2 separate regions of the Homo sapiens genome follow, and region 1 is linked to region 2. A link is an interaction called in ENCODE POLR2A ChIA-PET data of the cell type or tissue named here. Cell type or tissue: Panc1. All regions are shown on one strand. Links, peaks and the distances in the headings refer to the core of each region. The heading gives the core; the rest is flanking DNA.

Evidence for each region. ChIA-PET counts read pairs that join two places held together with the same protein. Peaks named below come from ENCODE experiments on the same cell type or tissue, not always from the same donor. Only the 100,000 strongest peaks of a DNase experiment are listed, where the experiment ranks them.
Region 1: POLR2A ChIA-PET joins it to region 2 with 5 read pairs; 4 of 35 experiments call an interaction of 5 or more read pairs at or near these places.

The regions. Positions count from the first base shown.
Region 1 is chr17:48,254,468-48,262,817 of GRCh38, reverse strand. All of the region lies in intron 4 of SKAP1 (src kinase associated phosphoprotein 1), which reads left to right. Among named protein-coding and RNA genes, the nearest start is that of SKAP1-AS2, 36 kb to the left of the region's middle. In Panc1, for the core only: no CTCF peak of the experiment used is centred there; no DNase peak of the experiment used is centred there; H3K27ac peaks cover 1,240 bases.
Region 2 is chr17:48,110,787-48,119,661 of GRCh38, reverse strand. SNX11 (sorting nexin 11) reads right to left here. Exons shown (of 7, transcript NM_013323.3): 2 at 7,577-7,631; 3 at 7,002-7,088; 4 at 6,261-6,361; 5 at 863-958; 6 at 476-688. The coding sequence starts at 7,618. Among named protein-coding and RNA genes, the nearest start is that of SNX11, 7.5 kb to the right of the region's middle. In Panc1, for the core only: no CTCF peak of the experiment used is centred there; no DNase peak of the experiment used is centred there.

The DNA of each region.
Region 1 (8,350 bases), core at 3,351-8,350, 140 kb before region 2:
ATGAAATACCAAGGAGGAGGGACAGGAAAGCATGGAAAATCTACAAGCTGAATAATTAAGTGTTGACTTCTGAAGATTATGTCTGTGACTGAGGGATTTACCACTCTTACTTTGGCATTGGCTCATAAAACATATGTTCACAAAATCTGTTTTATGGGCTTTTTAACAGGATAAGAAATTTAAAATTTACAACAGAATAGGAAAATCAAATCTTCATGCAATGAGATTACAATATACATTGTTTATTTTAATTGTTCAAGTTTTTACTCATCAAACAGAAATATACTATAATACTTTACAATAAAATATAATGTCACATTGCCCAAAACAGTGAATGACAGAATTTTGTGGATTAAGGATATGGATTAAGGTAATCCAAAACTGCAGTTTATTAAACTTCCCCCCCAAAAAACCATGTGTTGTTCTTATTCTGAAGCTATGCTCTTGGAGTTTTCTGGCTTTCTTAAAAATGCATCCCAGTCCAATTTTAATATATGCCTTTTGGTGAGTCATTTTTATGATCTCTTTGCTATCTACTGAGACTCTTAAAATGTACTGGTTTGAGGCCGAACTTGGACTGTGATTCCTTCTTCTTAAATATGGTCTTCTAACCTCCTGACTGGGGGCCTCCTGCAGGTGGATGATTCTCTCCAACCCTCCAATGTAAGAGGCTCTGCCGCCTCAGGTAGGCCCTCCATCTTCTTTGTAGGCAGCCACACTACTAATATTTTTAGATGTTTGCAGCATTCATGTCTCAATATGTTCAGTATTTCAGGCAATTCGAAGTTGCAGACCCTTGGCAGCAAGAAACAAACCCTCACTGAAACTTTCTTTTACTTACATAGCCTGTGCTGAGTTTTATGTGTTATCTGGAGAAGAATGAAATTGATCCAACGCCTTTCCAAGAGGAAGAATGACTTCCAGAGATTTTTCTCTCTCAGGGGAGCTTTTACAGAACTTTTTCAATATTCTTTCATTGTGTGTATGGTTTTTTCCCCCACCATAAAACAAAAGGAACCTGTAATGCCATAAGGGGGCAAGGAATAGAAAGGGTAGAAAACAACGACACCAAATCCCTTTTGATGTGGGAAACCTAAGTAACAAACTCTATTAATTAGCCTAGGAAGTTTCTTCCTGAATTTGAGAATTCTGGGTTCAGTATGGCCCTTGCTTTGGAATTTTTACAGTTTGTTCCCCCATGACTCTGATCACTGCTACCAGGCCTGAGTTATGCTTCCTGCTGCTTACATTTAAAAGGTCACCAGGACAATGACTAGGTGACCGCCCATCACACAGTCTGTGAGTACATCCTCCAATAGCATCCTCAGCGTAAAACGCCCCCTACTGCTTCCAGGATGCCAGTTCACTAATAATTCTCAGGCCTTACTCCTAGCAACCAAACTAACCCTGTAGCTCCCAAGGATTCCTGCGTATATAAGGAGAGGGTAAAGGTTGGTGCCACATTTCTTTTTAAGGCTTTATAAGGCTCTATTCAGAGTGAGTCACAGGCATGTCACTCTTCTGTTGTTCACCAAAGCATAGATTCTTTACTGTCCACAGCATTAAAGCATGGCGTATTTTGAGAGATGGTTTTAAGTCATCCTTTCAACTAATTCAGATAAACATCCTTGCAGAGCATGGCATCAGAAATTTTCCAAAAATTGTCAAGGACTGACCCCTGCCCTCCTAGGACTTGCAGACTTAGGGGTCGTTCAGATCCAAACACAACTATAATAATTCTAATTCTAAAATGTGATAATTGCTATAATAGAAGTTTTTTTAAATACTGCAGGAGAGGGAGTGATTAAATTCACATCAGGGATTCCGAACAGCATTTTAGAGTATCTGGATTTTGAGGTGAATCTTAAAAGATGAACAGAAGAAGAATGTTCCAGGCAGGGGAACAGTAGTACTAAGAACGTGGCATTTGTTTTCACCAGGTTTCTTGCATCCCTTGACCACTTGGTTGCCTTTGTTGTTAAACTGTGTGTGTGTGGTTAACCAATTAAGGAAAGGAGAAAAGCTGATTCGAGATAGTCATGGTGTGAAAAAGCTTTGATCTGGACGTTTACCTTGATTTCTTTTCACGTGGTGATTCCGATATAAATAATGTCATTAACTTCCTTTTTTTCCATCTTACAACACATTTACCTGTTTCTTTCCATGTATATTGATACACACACACACCCCTCCAGTGTTTATTCTTGGGCATTTTCCAGTTTCTAATATGATGTCCACGAGTCAAATCAATTAAATTGAACCGATAATACAACTTAATGACCCTTCTTATCTTTGCAAGTAAACTTGAGAATGGAATGAATCTAAATGCCAACTCATTAACCTTGAAAGACAATTCAGGTGGTTTTATTCTAATGTTTCTAGTGTTTGTTTATAGTTGAGCACACTTTAAATATGTCTACATTGTTTAATAGCCTCTTGTACACAATTTTTTGATGGACTCAATTGATATTCTTCATTAAAGACCAGATCCTAATAAACTCATCTCCCTTACTCTTAAATTCACATTCAAACAGGAGATTTCTTAATGGCTTCTTAAAATGCTAAGTTACTAGTTTTAAATTTATGTATTTCATGCTGCTAGCCTCGGAGTTTCTTGTCCACATCAAATTCCTAATTATTTCTTTTAGATTTGTGGGAAACAATTGTCCAACACTTCTCTCTTTTCATTTTTTTCTAATTTTGTCATCCATGCTGCTCACTTTTCATGCTATGGTTGTCTTCATTAAGAGATTGGTGGGATTTTGGTCCCTAAAGACAAATAATTTATTAGCTCTTAATGGTGATCTGGAAGGTTACATTTCAGGAAATTATTTATTTTAGTATGTTTTTAACTTGTTTTTAAGGAAGCTTCCTCCTCCTTTTACATTTCCAACTGAGAAGGGCCATCCAGAAATGTCTCCACTGCCACCTACTTGCAGTTTGGAAATTTACATGCACCTGGCTTTTCAAATAAAGCTGACCTTTTTTCCTGCCAAGGCAAGATTACTGTCAAGAAAACTGTAGGTGGCATTGTGGATTCTCCTCATGTTTTTAAAGGCATGGGTTTTGTGAAGTTGCTAGAAAAACACCTACGTTATAGGATTTTTACTAACATTCGTAGCAACAGCTTTTTCTGTAAATGTATGTCTTCTTCTATGATAATTGTATTGCTGCAAATTATGTAGGTAACAGTCTAAGTGAAAATATCATTCCTAAATGCTTTATTCATATTTATATTCGAATTACATTGCTATAGTCATAATCCTTAATAATTTCTTATAAAGCACATTATATAATGCATTCATGATTACGCTATGGAAAGCTGTTACCTAACACATTGTAAAAGGCAGACATTTTAAAAAACAATGTATGTTCCTATTTAATACAGAGAGATGAGTTATCAGACACTGTGTGTATTTGTAATTTCATAAATAATAATAAGGTATGCATAAATGGCTCTTTAATACCCAATGTTATTATGTAGAGAAGAAAGTGAACTATTCTAATATAATAATAGATATGAGAATTTTGAATTATTTTTTCTTCTTATCGTAACAGTGACCACTCTTTGCCTAATGATTTCATTTTATTGCGAATCCTCTGCTTGAAAGCTTAAAGATTTGACATTGTTCTGCACTTTTAAAATATAGGTTATTCTGAAAATCCTAGCTTGAGTCATTTTTGCAGCATGTACTGTAGAGTCCCCCATTTTAAAAAATTACGGACATTCAAGCATCTGCCTAAAATTTTAATTGTTACCCAAACATCATCTACCTCATTTTTCTCAATTTTCATACAATATAACTAGACTCAATTTTAAGTATAGTTTGGAAAGTATTAATCATTCTGAATCTGATAAATTATTTGGATCACATTGTAGGTACAGGTACCTACATATGAAAACATGATTAGTGATGAGAAATATTTTATTCTTTCTCATGAATGCAGAGTTAGGAGTTCAGAGTACAGGCCTGGTCCTTCTCCAGAACCATTCAGTACTATCTAATTTCCCATCTATACAGTTTGTCCCTAAGTGACATTTTAAAAGCAGCTGTAACTTTATGGTTTTTTATGTTCAGTGACTGTAGAATGCTTGTCTGAAGTAAAACAAGTCTTTGCTGTGTGTTCCATAGCTGGTACACAAGCAGTATTATGTTTGTACTTTTAAACAACTTCTAATGTAATCTGATTTCATTTGTATGCTACACACCCTTTTTAAGATTTTTTAAAATCTCATCTAGAGAAACTGCAAGTCATTTAAGTTTCCTTAACGGCACCAGTAATGTATATAAATCTTGTTAACATGCAGTGCATTACAGAGTGGAGTGGCATTAAAACTCTTGTTGCACAGTCATGCTTTAAGGAAGGCTTCCAGATCCTGAGATAAACTGTGTGCTTGGTGAATCCACTTCATTTGAAAGTGACTAGAATATAATTTGTCTTATAAGGACAATCTTTTCACATAATATAGAAACCAGGTGAGTTCTTGTTAAGCATATGGAAATCTGCACACACATGAAATAAAGTTTTATATTTTGTATCTTCTCTGTTAAATGCAATAGAAGAACATTTTGGACTTTGTGGGAGACTTAATTTATGGATGTCATTCAGGTGAACAGAGATCTTTGAAATTTCAGTATCAAAAGCACCATCAGAGGACTGTCCTTTTGGGAATACTGACAATTTGCTACCTAAGAGCATCACTTTAACTGGCCTCGAATCCTGACTTTTTTTTGTTGTAGGATGATAAAGCACTAGTGTGTCATGATGCGAGCTTTTTGCTGGAACTTGGTGCAAGAAGACAGGTGGGCCAGAAGGTGATTGTCCTCAGCAGATTTCTAATGTTGGGTCGCTTTTCTCATCCATGTGGCCCATTCTCAAAGCTGCTCTTCCTTTGTGAGCAAATCAACCTCTTGCATGCATTCAGGAGATATATGAACAGCTTCAGAGGCTCCAACTATCAGCTTCTCTTCTACTTCAGGAAATGAAGAAGCTGCATACACTACAGTTATTTTTAAAAGACTAATAACTTATAGGTCATGGTAGTTTTTTTCTATAGTGTTATTACCATTATTATCTTCTACAGCAGTAAAAATTGATTGTTGAGATGAGCAGTGTGAGAGACCCTCAAATTCAGGCACCAGGACTAAATCTCCCATCTAGATAACCAAAAAAAAAAAAAAAAAAAAGAAAGAAAGAAAAAAGAAAAGAAAAGAGTATATTAAGCTGCTAACCATCTTCCTTCTTTGTAAGTTTCCGACAAATTTTCTGAATGTCCATGGATGTACCACAATACATCCTTCAAAGTGAAGCTGCATTTTTAAGTTATAAGTCTTAAGTCTGTGACCATCTGTCACCTGTTTTGGTCCTCTTTACCATATTTGCATTACTGCTATAATTATAATACCTTCACACATAGCTCCACATGTAAGATTTGTGTTTGTAGTAAACTGGCTAAATACTGTTTGGATACATACTTGGGAATCCAGGTAAATGTGAAAAAGGCCAATTTTTTTAACCCCAGAATATGTTAACAGAAAATACATCTAGCGGTTAAAATGGAGAACAGTAAGTCAGGAATCCTTCAGTTTCATAACCTCAAGCTACAGTCAGTACTTTCTAGACTCTGTAGGTAATGAGACTTGTTTTTAAAAGTTAAGATAGACCTTTTAAAATACAAAAAAAAAAAATTTTAAATGACAGTAAGCTAGGCTCTCATACAGTTGTGAGGCTTAAACATTTGAGATTATCAAAATAACATTGTGTGTTTTTTCATCTCTTTATTGCATATTAGTTCTTTAGTATCATCCTTGTGCTTAATCAAGTAGACATGTGAACACTTAAAACCTCTTTGACTTTAGGGGGTATTTTGCATCCTTCTAAAATCACAAGAGCATCAGCAGTGTTTGGACCAAGTGACTATTCCATCTTAAGATGTGGCCACTCTCCCCTCCATATTGAGATGTATTTCACCATCATTAATAATGCATCATCCACATACCATTTCTAGAAATATTTTTTATTTATAGCTTAGCTTCTTCCTTCCTTACCTTCAATTGCCAAAGGAGCCCTCAGAGCCTCCTGTCCCATTTTTACCTTCCTTCTCTCCTTTCATAGGCAATGTCCTTTACAAGACTTTCTCAGCACTGATAAACAGATCAGTCCTGCTCCTTCATGAATCAAATTCTCCACAGAATAAAGGGGAATTTCTCTGCATGAGGCTTTGTACACTACCTCACAGCTATCCTGAAAACTAGGACTAGGATGCTGGTGGAGTCTAGTCTCCTTCATTGTCAATGTAACAGTGTGACTCCGTGATGCCACAGACTAAAAGGAACATTTGCTCTTCGGGGCCCTGAAAATATTTTTGTTTCTTTTTATTTGTAGACTTGATATTTAAAAGTATCTTTTGGCTAACCACTTTCACCTTTAAATATTTCATTTTTATTAATAGTTATTTTCAAATAAGAATGTCAATTATAATTAACAATTTTTTCATCATTCAGTCTGTATGTAATATCAGACCATTAATAAAGTTTACATGGGATTGATTTACTTGAATTTTTCTCTCTTACACTACTCTCTGGACCTTTTTGCCCTAGTTCTATGTGTGAACTCCTCACACACACACACACACACACATTTTGGTAAACTGAAGAATGCACATTATTAAGAAGAGAAGCCAGTGAGAAAGTGACAAATGCATGGGGATGACAAGGAAGGAGGAAACCATGCTAAGTGTGGCTATTTTATAACCTTATTTATATTGATTTAAAAATGCATCTTTGCAGAAGCCTTTTTCCTTTGCTCTTTCGGCTGCTAAACTGAAGAAGGAGAAACCAATGATAGCCAGAGTGTTAAGCAGAGAGCAGACGGTAGTGATTTAGTAAATATTGCAGTGTCAGTTTTATTTCATTTATACAATTTATTTCATTGAGAAATATTGGGTAAAATAGATTTCCAAAACAAACGTTATGACTTATATTCTCCTAGGGTGAACAGACTGCATTTTTCATAAGCTGAGGCTGCAGATCTCTTCGAAGGAAAAATTATGGGGGTTGATATTACAAACCTCCTAGATAGCTCTTAGGTGTAGATTTTGAGGTAGTAAGACTAGAATGTTTGAATATTGTGGGATGATTGTAAAACAAAAACTATAATCTCTAGCCACGTTTTGTTTAAGTTAGGGAAAACTTTAACCTTCAAATTTTTTACTGGAAAATTAGTTTCTCTGCCAGATTACATGATTATCAATGTTAGGGGAATCATTTTGAATGTAATAATTATAGAGAAAGGTCAAGATTTTTAAAAATCTATTATATTGTATCCTGTTATACCATATTCTTTATCCTAATGTGCAGTACAACTATATGTAAATATATATATATACATATATATATATTTAGTTAGTACTGGTGCAGAAAGGAAAAAAATCCTTTTTTATGTGGCTAAGAAATAAAAAAAGAACTTGCCTATAAGTAGCAGTGCAAAATGGGAGACCCAGAAAGTAGTGGAGGTCACCTTTAATGAGTGCAAACAGATGACTGCAGTCTCCACTCTTAGACATAATTCTGATTTAAGATCCAGTCATTTTGTCTGGCTTGAATTTTAATTATATTCTGTTAATTAAAAACAAGATAAGCCCAATAAGAGGTTTCAGACTCTTTTCCTCTTCCTTTCTTCACCAAGTATGAGCTTATCACCATCTGCCTTTCACTAGGTCCCTCTGTCTCTCCTGTGATGACGTTCAGCATTTGAAGGAGGAGTACTAGCCCATCCAGGGGAGGAGCTTCTGATTCATTTCAATGTGTAGAGAAGTTTCCATGAAAGGGAAAGAAGAAATCTCAACAGCTTACCCAAAGGAAAAAAGAAAAACAAAACAAAAGCCCAAGCTATAAGAAAATTCAAGTGCTCTTGGGATCATATCATAGATTTTCAGACCATTGCTGATGATGTTAGAATTGTATTTGCTTGTATTATTGAAGTTTACATCCTTATTGCTTGGAATTTGCAGAATTTTATGGTATTTCTAGGTGACAGAAGTATAAGAGAATCCTTGTCACTTAAGCAGGAATAATAGTATGTTTAAGTTAAATAAATCTACTTTTCTTCTAAGACAACATACAGAAGCAACTTTACATCTTGCATCTAGTAGGCGTTCAGTAAATATGACAGAATGAATTAATATTCCATGAACACCATTGAAAAGCTAATGTGTTGTCAAAATTCTCTAAAATAACATGGCTATAATATATTGTAGTGTGGACTTAAGTAATTCTTTTGTTTCTCTTTAACAATACATCTATATATATGTGCACTTGGGATTTATACTTTATTGCCCATGCAGACA
Region 2 (8,875 bases), core at 3,876-8,875:
TGGCCAACATGGCAAAATCCCGTCTCTACTAAAAATACAAAACTTAGCCAGGTGTGGTGGCACTTGCCTGTAATCCCAGCTACTCAGGAAGCTGAGGCAGGAGAATCGCTTGAACCCAGGAGGCAGAGGTTGCAGTGAGCCGAGATCACGCCACTGCACTCCAGCCTGGGTGAAAGAGTGAGCGTCCGTCTCCACACAAAAAAATAAATAAATAAAAAGGGAGGGAGGAGGAATAAAAAACCGAATAAATGAGAAAGCTTTCCCTTCTTTCTCCCCAGGTTTCAGTAGGAGCCCCTGCTACCCAGTGGTGGGTTAACACAGACCCACCTGGATAGAAAGCCACGCACCCAAAGAACAAGAAAGGTTGTGAAAGGCTACCAATGCTATGACATTACTTTCCCTAACAAATGGACACCTCTCTGGTCCAGGTTATAGCAAACCTAGCCCCTGCTATCTCAAAGAGTACTCCAGTTACCTCTTAGGCTGGTCTCCTTTAGCCAGGTGAGAAGAGCTCTGCCTCTCTTCCTGGGCCCAGCCACAGTTTGACATAGCATATCGAAGAATGGCATCAGACACAGTCATGGTACTTCGGCCCTGGACACAGGCTTCTATCTCAGGCACCGAGAGCTGGCTTTGCAGGAATAGGTGCAACTGGCTGTCTGACAGGAGAACCACACTCTGCAGGACCCTGGGAAAAACACAGGTAGCACAACACAGAGCATCACCCTGAGGAACTGCTCTCCATTCCCCATCCTCTTAAGAACTTCTGGCTACCTGAGCAGGGAGCTCCATCCTGCCTGGCACATTCCTCCACCCCTGCCTCCACCCTTGGTGGCCAGCACCAGCCGTTCTGTCCACTCACTTTTCAAGGAAGTGCTGCAGACCTTGTCGTCGCTTCTCAATGAACTCATCTGAGGTGCCGAAGAAGGTTGACTTCCCAGGAAGTTCAGGAACAGGCCTGTGCAGCCACATGATATAACACCCATGATAAGTGTAACATCTAAGATAGTCATTCCGGCCTCTGATCAAGGAAATCCCTTAAAAAGAGGTCTAATCAATACAAATAGCTTTTTTTTTTTTTTTTGAGATGGAGTCTCGCTCTGTCGCCCAGGCTGAAGTGCAGTGGTACAATCTCGGCTTACTGCAACGTCTGCCTCCCGGGTTCAAGCAGTTCTCTGCCTCAGCCTCCCGAGTAACTGGGATTACAGGTGCAGGCCACCACACCCAGCTAATTTTTTGTATTTTTAATAGAGACGGGGTTTCACCATGTTAGCCAGGATGGTCTTGATCTGACCTCGTGATCCCTGCCTGCCTCGGCCTCCCAAAGTGCTGGGATTACAGGCATGAGCCACCGTGCCTGGCCCCAATTAGCTTTTAATAAGGGGTGGTGCTAACATTGACTGCATGCCAAGTGTCAAGCCAGACTGTGCTAAATGTTTTATAAACATGATTTCATTTAGTCATCCCAAAACCCCGTGAGAAAGATATTAACTCACTTCAGATCAGAGAAGTTAAGTAAATGTCTCACTGTTACACAGCTAATAAGCAGCAAAGCTCATATCAGAACCAGATCTATGACTATAAAACCCATGCTGATACATTATTTTTGTCTGTTTGATTTTAGAGACAAGGTATTGCTTTCCAAGCTGCTCTCTCCAGGTTGCCCAGGCTGGAGTGCAGTAGCATAAACGTGAGCATAGCTCGCCGCAGCCTCAAATTCCTGGGATGAAGTAATCCTCCTGCATCAGCCTCCCAGAATAACTATGACTACCGGTACGTGCCACTGTGTGCACCTAATTTATTTATTTGTTTACTTATGTATCTGTAGAGACAGTATTGCTCTGTTGCCCAGGCTGGTCTCAAACTCCTGGCCTCAAGTGATCCTCCTTCCTTAACCTCCCAAAGCACTGGAATTACATGTGTGAGCCACCAAGCCGAGCCACACTATGTTGTTTATGAAACCCACTCCCAGCTTGGTGCCATGGTTCATGCCTGTAATCCTGGCACTTTGGGAGGCCGAGGTGGGCAGATCACTTGAGCTCAGGAGTTCAAGACCAGCTTGGGCGACATGGTGAAACCTCATCTCTCCTTTAAAAAAAAAAAACAGCCAGGCGCGGTGGCTCACGCCTGTAATCCCAGCACTTTGGGAGGCCGAGGTGGGTGGGGATCACGAGGTCAGAAAATCGAGACCATCCTGGCTAACACGGTGAAACCCCATCTCAACTAAAAAATAGAAAAAACTAGCCGGGCGTGGTGGCGGGCGCCTGTAGTCCCAACTACTCGGGAGGCTGAGGCAGGAGAATGGCGTGAACCTGGGAGGCGGAGCTTGCAGTGAGCTGAGATTGTACCCTTGCACTCCAGCCTGGGCAACAAGAGTGAAACTCTGTCTCAAAAAAAAAAAAATTAAATAAATAAATAAATAAAAATAAAAATACATAATTAGCCAGGCGTGGTGGCACATGCCTGTAATCCCCAGCTACTCGGGAGGCTGAGGCAGGGGAATCACTTAAACCTGGGAGGCGGAGGTTGTGGTGAGCTGAGATCAAGCCATTGCACTCCAGCCTGGGCAACAAGAGCGAAACTCCATCTCAAAAAAAAACAAAAAAGAGAAAAGAAAAGAAAATTAGTAGGGCATGGTGGTGCACCCCTGTAATCCCAGCTACTCAGGAGGCTGAGGAAGGAGAATCACTTGAACCTGTGAGGTGGAGGTTGCAGTGAGCCGAGATCGTGCCACTGCAAACACTCCAGCCTGCAGGATGAGACAGGAGCAAGACTCCATCTCAAAAAAAAAAAAAAGGCCGGGCGCAGTGGCTCACACCTGTAATAGCAGCACTTTGGGAGGACAAGGCACGTAGATCATGAGGTCAGGAGTTGGAGACCAGCCTGACCAAAATGGTGAAACCCCGACTCTACTAAAAATACAAAAATTAGCCAGCCGTGGTGGTGTACACCTGTAATCCCAACTGCTCAGGAGGCTGAGGCAGAAGAATCCCTTGAACCTGGGAGTTGCAGTGAGCCGAGATTGCACCACTACACTCTAGCCTGGGTGACAGAGCGAGACTCCGCCTCAGAAAAAAAAAAAAAAAGGAAAAAAGAAATCCACACCCACCATCAACTATTATTTTTAAAAAGGAAGAAACTGGAGTGGGACGCAGTGGCTCACAACTGTAATCCCAACAACTTGGGAGACTGAGGTAGGAGGATCACTTGAGGCCAAGGAGTTTGAGAGACCAGCCTGGGCAACAAAGTGAGACCTTTCTCTACAAAAAATACAAAAATTAGCTGAGCATGGTGGCACATACCTGTAGTCCCAGCTACTTGGGAGGCTGAAGTGGGAGAATCCCTTGACCCCAGGCGTTTGAGGCTGCTGAGGCTCACATTTTTTTGTAGTTGTTGTTGTTGTTTTTGAGACAGTCTCGCTCTGTCACCAGGCTGGAGTGCAGTGGCACAATCTCAGCTCACTGCAACCTCTGCCTCCCAGGTTCAAGCAATTCTCTGCCTCAGCCTCCTGAGTAGCTGGGATTACAGGCACCTGCCACCACACCCGGCTAGTTTTTTGTATTTTTAGTAGAGATGGGGTTTCACCATCTTGGCCAGGCTGGTCTTGAACTCCTGACCTCATGATCCACCTGCCTCAGCCTCCCAAAGTGCTGGGCGTGAGCCACCGCGACCGGCAGAGGCTCACTTAGCTAAGCTCTGTCTCAAAAAAAAAAAAAAAGAAAGAAAAAGAAAAACAAAACAAAAAAAAAACAGGCCAGGCTGGAGGATATAGGATTTGTCAGGGGAACGGAGTTTCACCTGGTTTATTAGGGCCTGCCCCAGGACAACAGCCTCATCAGTTCCACATGTTAACTAACTGACTTGGTCACTCAACAGGCCACCTATCACCACTGAGTATTCAGTGACCATCCTACAGCAAAATCACTGTTGTAATTCTCTCCACTTTCAGGACTTATTTGGCAGGTGGGTGTGAGGAGTAAATAATAACTGCCTTCCCTAGGCTCTCATATGTCTCTGGAAAAGGACCTCTGTATTAAAAGAGAAAAAAAAATCATTATTTTTACATGTGAAGTGGATGGAAACACTAGCTGTCAAATAAGTCCAGGTGCTTAAAATTTTCTGATAAGCAGATTTAAACTGTTTAAAATGTTAGCTGTATATTTGTTGAGCTCTAGACATATATGCATATAAAGAAAGAAAAATATTTTTGATGTTAGTATGGCTTTGTTAGGTAAAAATACTCGAAATTAGATTCTACTTTTTTCACTGACTTGAAAATATGATTTAAGAACATATATCTGGCCGGGTGCGGTGGCTCACGCCTGTAATCCCAGCACTTTGGGAGGCCGAGGCAGGCGGATTGCCTGAGGTTGGGAGTTCGAGACCAGCCTGGCTAGCATGGTAAAACCCTGTCACTACTAAAAACACAAAAATTAGCTGGGCGTGGGGGTAGGGACCTGTAATCCCAGCTACTCGGGAAGCTGAGGCAGGAGAATCGCTTGAACCCAGGAGGCTGAGGTAGCAGTGAGCCGAGATCACACCATTGTACTCCAGCCTGGGCAACAGAGTGAGACTCCGTCTCAAAAAAAAAAAAAAAGAAAAAAGGCGGAGCATGGTGGCTCACGTCTGTAATCCCAGCACTTTGGAAGGCCAAGGCAGGTGGATCATGAGGTCAGTTTAAGACCAGCCTGCCCAGGCTGGGCGCAGTGGCTCACACCTGTAATCCTAGCACTTTGGGAGGTGGAGATGGGTGGATTGCCTGAGCTCAGGAGTTCGACACCAGCCTGGGCAACGTGGTAAAACCTCATCTCTACTAAAATACAAAATAGTCAGCCAGGCGTGGTGGCAGGCGCCTGTAATCCCAGCTACTCGGAAGGCTGAGGCACAAAAATTGCTTGAGCCTGGGAGGTGGAGGGTGTCACTGCACTCCAGCCTGGGCAACAAAGTGAAACTCTGTCTCAAAAAAAAAAAAAAAAAGCAAAAAAAACCCAGCCTGGCCAAGATGGTAAAACCCCACCTCCACTAAAAATACAAAACATTAGCTGGGCATGGTGGTAACCCCCTGTAATTCCAGCTACTCGGGAGGCTGAGGCAGAGAACTGCTTGAACCCGGGAGGCGGAGGTTGCAGTAAGCCGAGATTGTACCACTGCACTCCAGCCTGGGCGACAGAGCGAGACTCCATCTCAAAAAAAAAAAAAAAAAAGAAGGCCTGGGCATGGTGCCTCACGCCTATAATCCTAGCAACTTTGGGAGGCTAAGGCAGGCAGATCACCTGAGGTTAGGAGTTCGAGACCAGCCTGACCAACATGGAGAAACCCCATCTCTACTAAAAATACAAAATTAGCCAGGAGTGGTGGCGCATGCCTGTAATCCCAGCTACTCAGGAGGCTGAGGCAGGAGAACCTCTTGAACCCGGGAGGTGGAGGTTGCGGTGAGCCGAGATCGCACCCAGGCAACAAGAGCAAAACTCAGTCTCAAAAAAAAAAAAAAAAGAACATATTTCCCAGCCAGGAGTGGTGGCTCACGCCTGTAATCCCAGCACTTTGGGAGGCCGAGACAGGTGGATCACTTGAGTCCAGGAATTTGAGACCAGCCTGGCCAACATGGACAAACCCCACCTCTACTAAAAATACAAAAATTAGGCAGGCATAGTGGTGGGCACCTGTAATCCCAGCTACTTGGGAGGCTGAGGCAGAGAGAATTGCTTCAACCTGGGAGGTGGAGGTTGCAGTGAGATGAGATCATGCCACTGCACTCCAGCCTGGGCAACAGAGCAAGACTCCATCTCAAAAAAAAAAAAAACATTATTTCCCAGCCGGGCCTGGTGGCTCACACCTGTAATCCCAACAATTTGGAAGGCCAAGGCAGGAGGACTGCTTGAGCCCAGGAGTTCAAGACCACCCTAGTAACATAGGGAGACCTCCATCTCTACAAAAATATTTTCCAAATTAGGCAAGTGTGGTGGCATGCACCTGTAGTCCCAGCCACTTGGGAAGCTGAGGTGGGAGGATTGCTAGAACCCAGGAGGTTGAGGCTGCAGTGAGCCATGATTGCACCACTGCACTCCAGCCTCTGTAACAAAGCAAGACCCTACATCAAAAAAAAAAAAAAACCCAAAAAACAAAAAAAGAAACAACATATTTCCCAATTTCCTTAGTGCCTGGTATGTTGCAAGTTCTCTTCATTGTCAACTCCAGTTCCTACATAAGCACCCAAAAAGCCAGTCACAGACCCAAGAAGGAAGCAAGAGCAAACTCACACCAAACCAGCATTTCTCTGTAGCTGCTTTCTCAGCCACACGAACTCACGGTAGCGGCGCCGCACACAGGAAGTCTTGGCAGTAAAGGCTTTGCTGTTGGTCTATACATGAAAGCACATGAAGTACATGAAAAGGGTTTAGTGGAAATAGACAAGTTCACATGAGCTCCCTATCATTGCTTTCACTGAGGAGCCATGCCATCAGGCCACAGACCTGATCAGGTCCCCAACTAGAACAAGGTGCCACCAGGCAGCCCAAAAGCAACTCAAAGACATACCTCAAGCTCTCTTTCCTTTCCTCCCTCCCTTTCTTCTAAGTCTTCTGTCTCGGGTCCACCAGAAACACTCAAAAATAGGTTACACCTTGACCTGCACGGTGGCTCACGCCTATAATCCCAGCACTTTGGGAGGCCAAGGAGGGTGGATCACTTGAGGTCAGGAGTTCAAAACCAGCCTGGCCAACATGATGAAACCCCATCTCTACTAAAAAAATATATATTCAAAATTAGCTGGGCGTGGTGGCACATGCCTGTAATCCCAGCTACTTGGGAGGCTGAGGCAGGAGAATCACTTGAACCTGGGAGGCGGAGGTTGCAGTAAGCCGAGATCACACCACTGCACTCCAGCCTGGGCAACAAGAGCAAAACTCCATCTCAAAAAAAAAAAAAAAAGGTTACACCTCAGTACAAGCCCCTCAGCCCTGCAGAGCGCTGACCCCAATACAGAAGCTTGATGTACTCACATGGAGGAATATCTTATAATCCACATAAGAGTTCCAGGAGCCCTCATTCTGCACTCGGGGGTCCTGAACACGCACTGTAATCACCTCCTGTAGGTAAGAAAAGCTCCCTCAGCTTCAGCTACACAGCAAGGCAGCTCTGACAACACAGGTCGCTAGATTTTTCCACCCAACACCAACTTTCATTCACTCAACACCAACTTTCATTTATTCAATTCAACTTTCATTCACTCAATTCAGTCACTCAATTCAACAAATTTTTACTGAGCCCCACTACGTGTCAGACACTGTTATAGGCACTGGGGATAAAGCATGAACAAGAGACGTAAGTGCCTGCCCCCATGAAGCTTACATTCCAGTATATTCCAATCAAAGGAAAATTTAGTCAGAATGGAACCCCAATTTCCTAGGAATGCCTCTGCTGTTGATTTCTTTCTCCTGACTTTATTCTGAGCTCATCAGAACCACCAAAGTAATACTGCAGGTAATAATTAATGATTTGCATCTCTATGTCCTCTTTCCTCCTAAATCCCCTCTCCAACTTTTACCCACCTGTTCTCTGCAGACCATACTCTTACCTCCTGTTCTTGGTTCTCCGACATCCTACACCAAAAGCCCATTGGAAGGAAACATCTGATGAGGGACAGAGGATACAGGATCAAGGTTAGTATGCCTCTGTTCTTATCATTCTTTACCAGGGAAAACCCCGAAAGTTTTTAATAGACCCCCGTGGGGAAACCCAGGCAACACTTTTTGTTCTTGTAAAACTTAAGAGGAAGCAAAAAAAAAATCCCCATTAGCTCAATGCCAAGCTAAAAGGCCCTGGGGGATTTGCCTCCCTTCTCAGACCAGGCCCTCAACTAGGCCACCTCTCCCCAAAGCGTGTTGGAGTCTACAGAAAGTTTGTCACACGCAGCCAGAACAGGCGGGTCCAGATGTAAAACTTTTGCCTTGAAGAATGCAGGCACAACAGGGTCTGGTGAGCACTCACATCACAGCATTTTTTTTTTTTTTTTGAGGCAGAGTTTCACTCTTGTTGCCCAGGCTGGAGTGCAATGGCACAATCTCGGCTCACCACAACCTCTGCCTCCTGGGTTCAAGCAATTCTCCTGCCTCAGTCTCCCGAGTAGCTGGGATTACAGGCACGTGCCACCACACCCAGCTAATTTTGTATTTTTAGTAGAGACGGGGTTTCTCCATGTTGGTCAGGCTGGTCTCGAACTCCTGACCTCAAGTGATCCGCCCTCCTCGGCCTCCCAAAGTGCTGGGATTACAGGCGGGAGCCACCACGCCCTGCCAGATCACAGCTTTGAAAGCGAGCCTAACAGCACCCCCTCCCGGCTGTTTAGAGACAACCAAGTCCCCACAAACACCAATGCTTCTGCATTTCTCCCAGTCTCACTAACAACCAGTCAACTCCCCACAGGTGAATCATAGAGCTAGAGCACTCCAAGGAGCACCTGAGTGGGTTGCCCAGTTGGGACCTTCCCCTTATCCAATCCATACTCTGGAACCCGAGCCAATTGTTCTAATTACTTCCTCTCCTGACATGCCATCCGGTTTGTACTTCTGTCCAAGCACCCCACAGCTGCACAGGTCGACTCAGGATGCGTTCTGCTCCTTTGTAAAGATTCATTAAAGCCTCAGCCCCTGATTTTCCCCAATGTGGCAGTTCACGTGTATAGCGACATCACCCACTCCGACAAGGGGACCATGAAGGCTGCAGCACGGGGTTACTCAAGTCCAATGGGGCCCATGATGTCACCTTCTGTTAAAATACAGCACTAATCTTGTTACTTCTACAACTATTCCAACAGCATCCACCCTGGCTGCCGCCTGCACCCCCTTCTCTCTTAAGAGAGAAACAATAAGGTTTA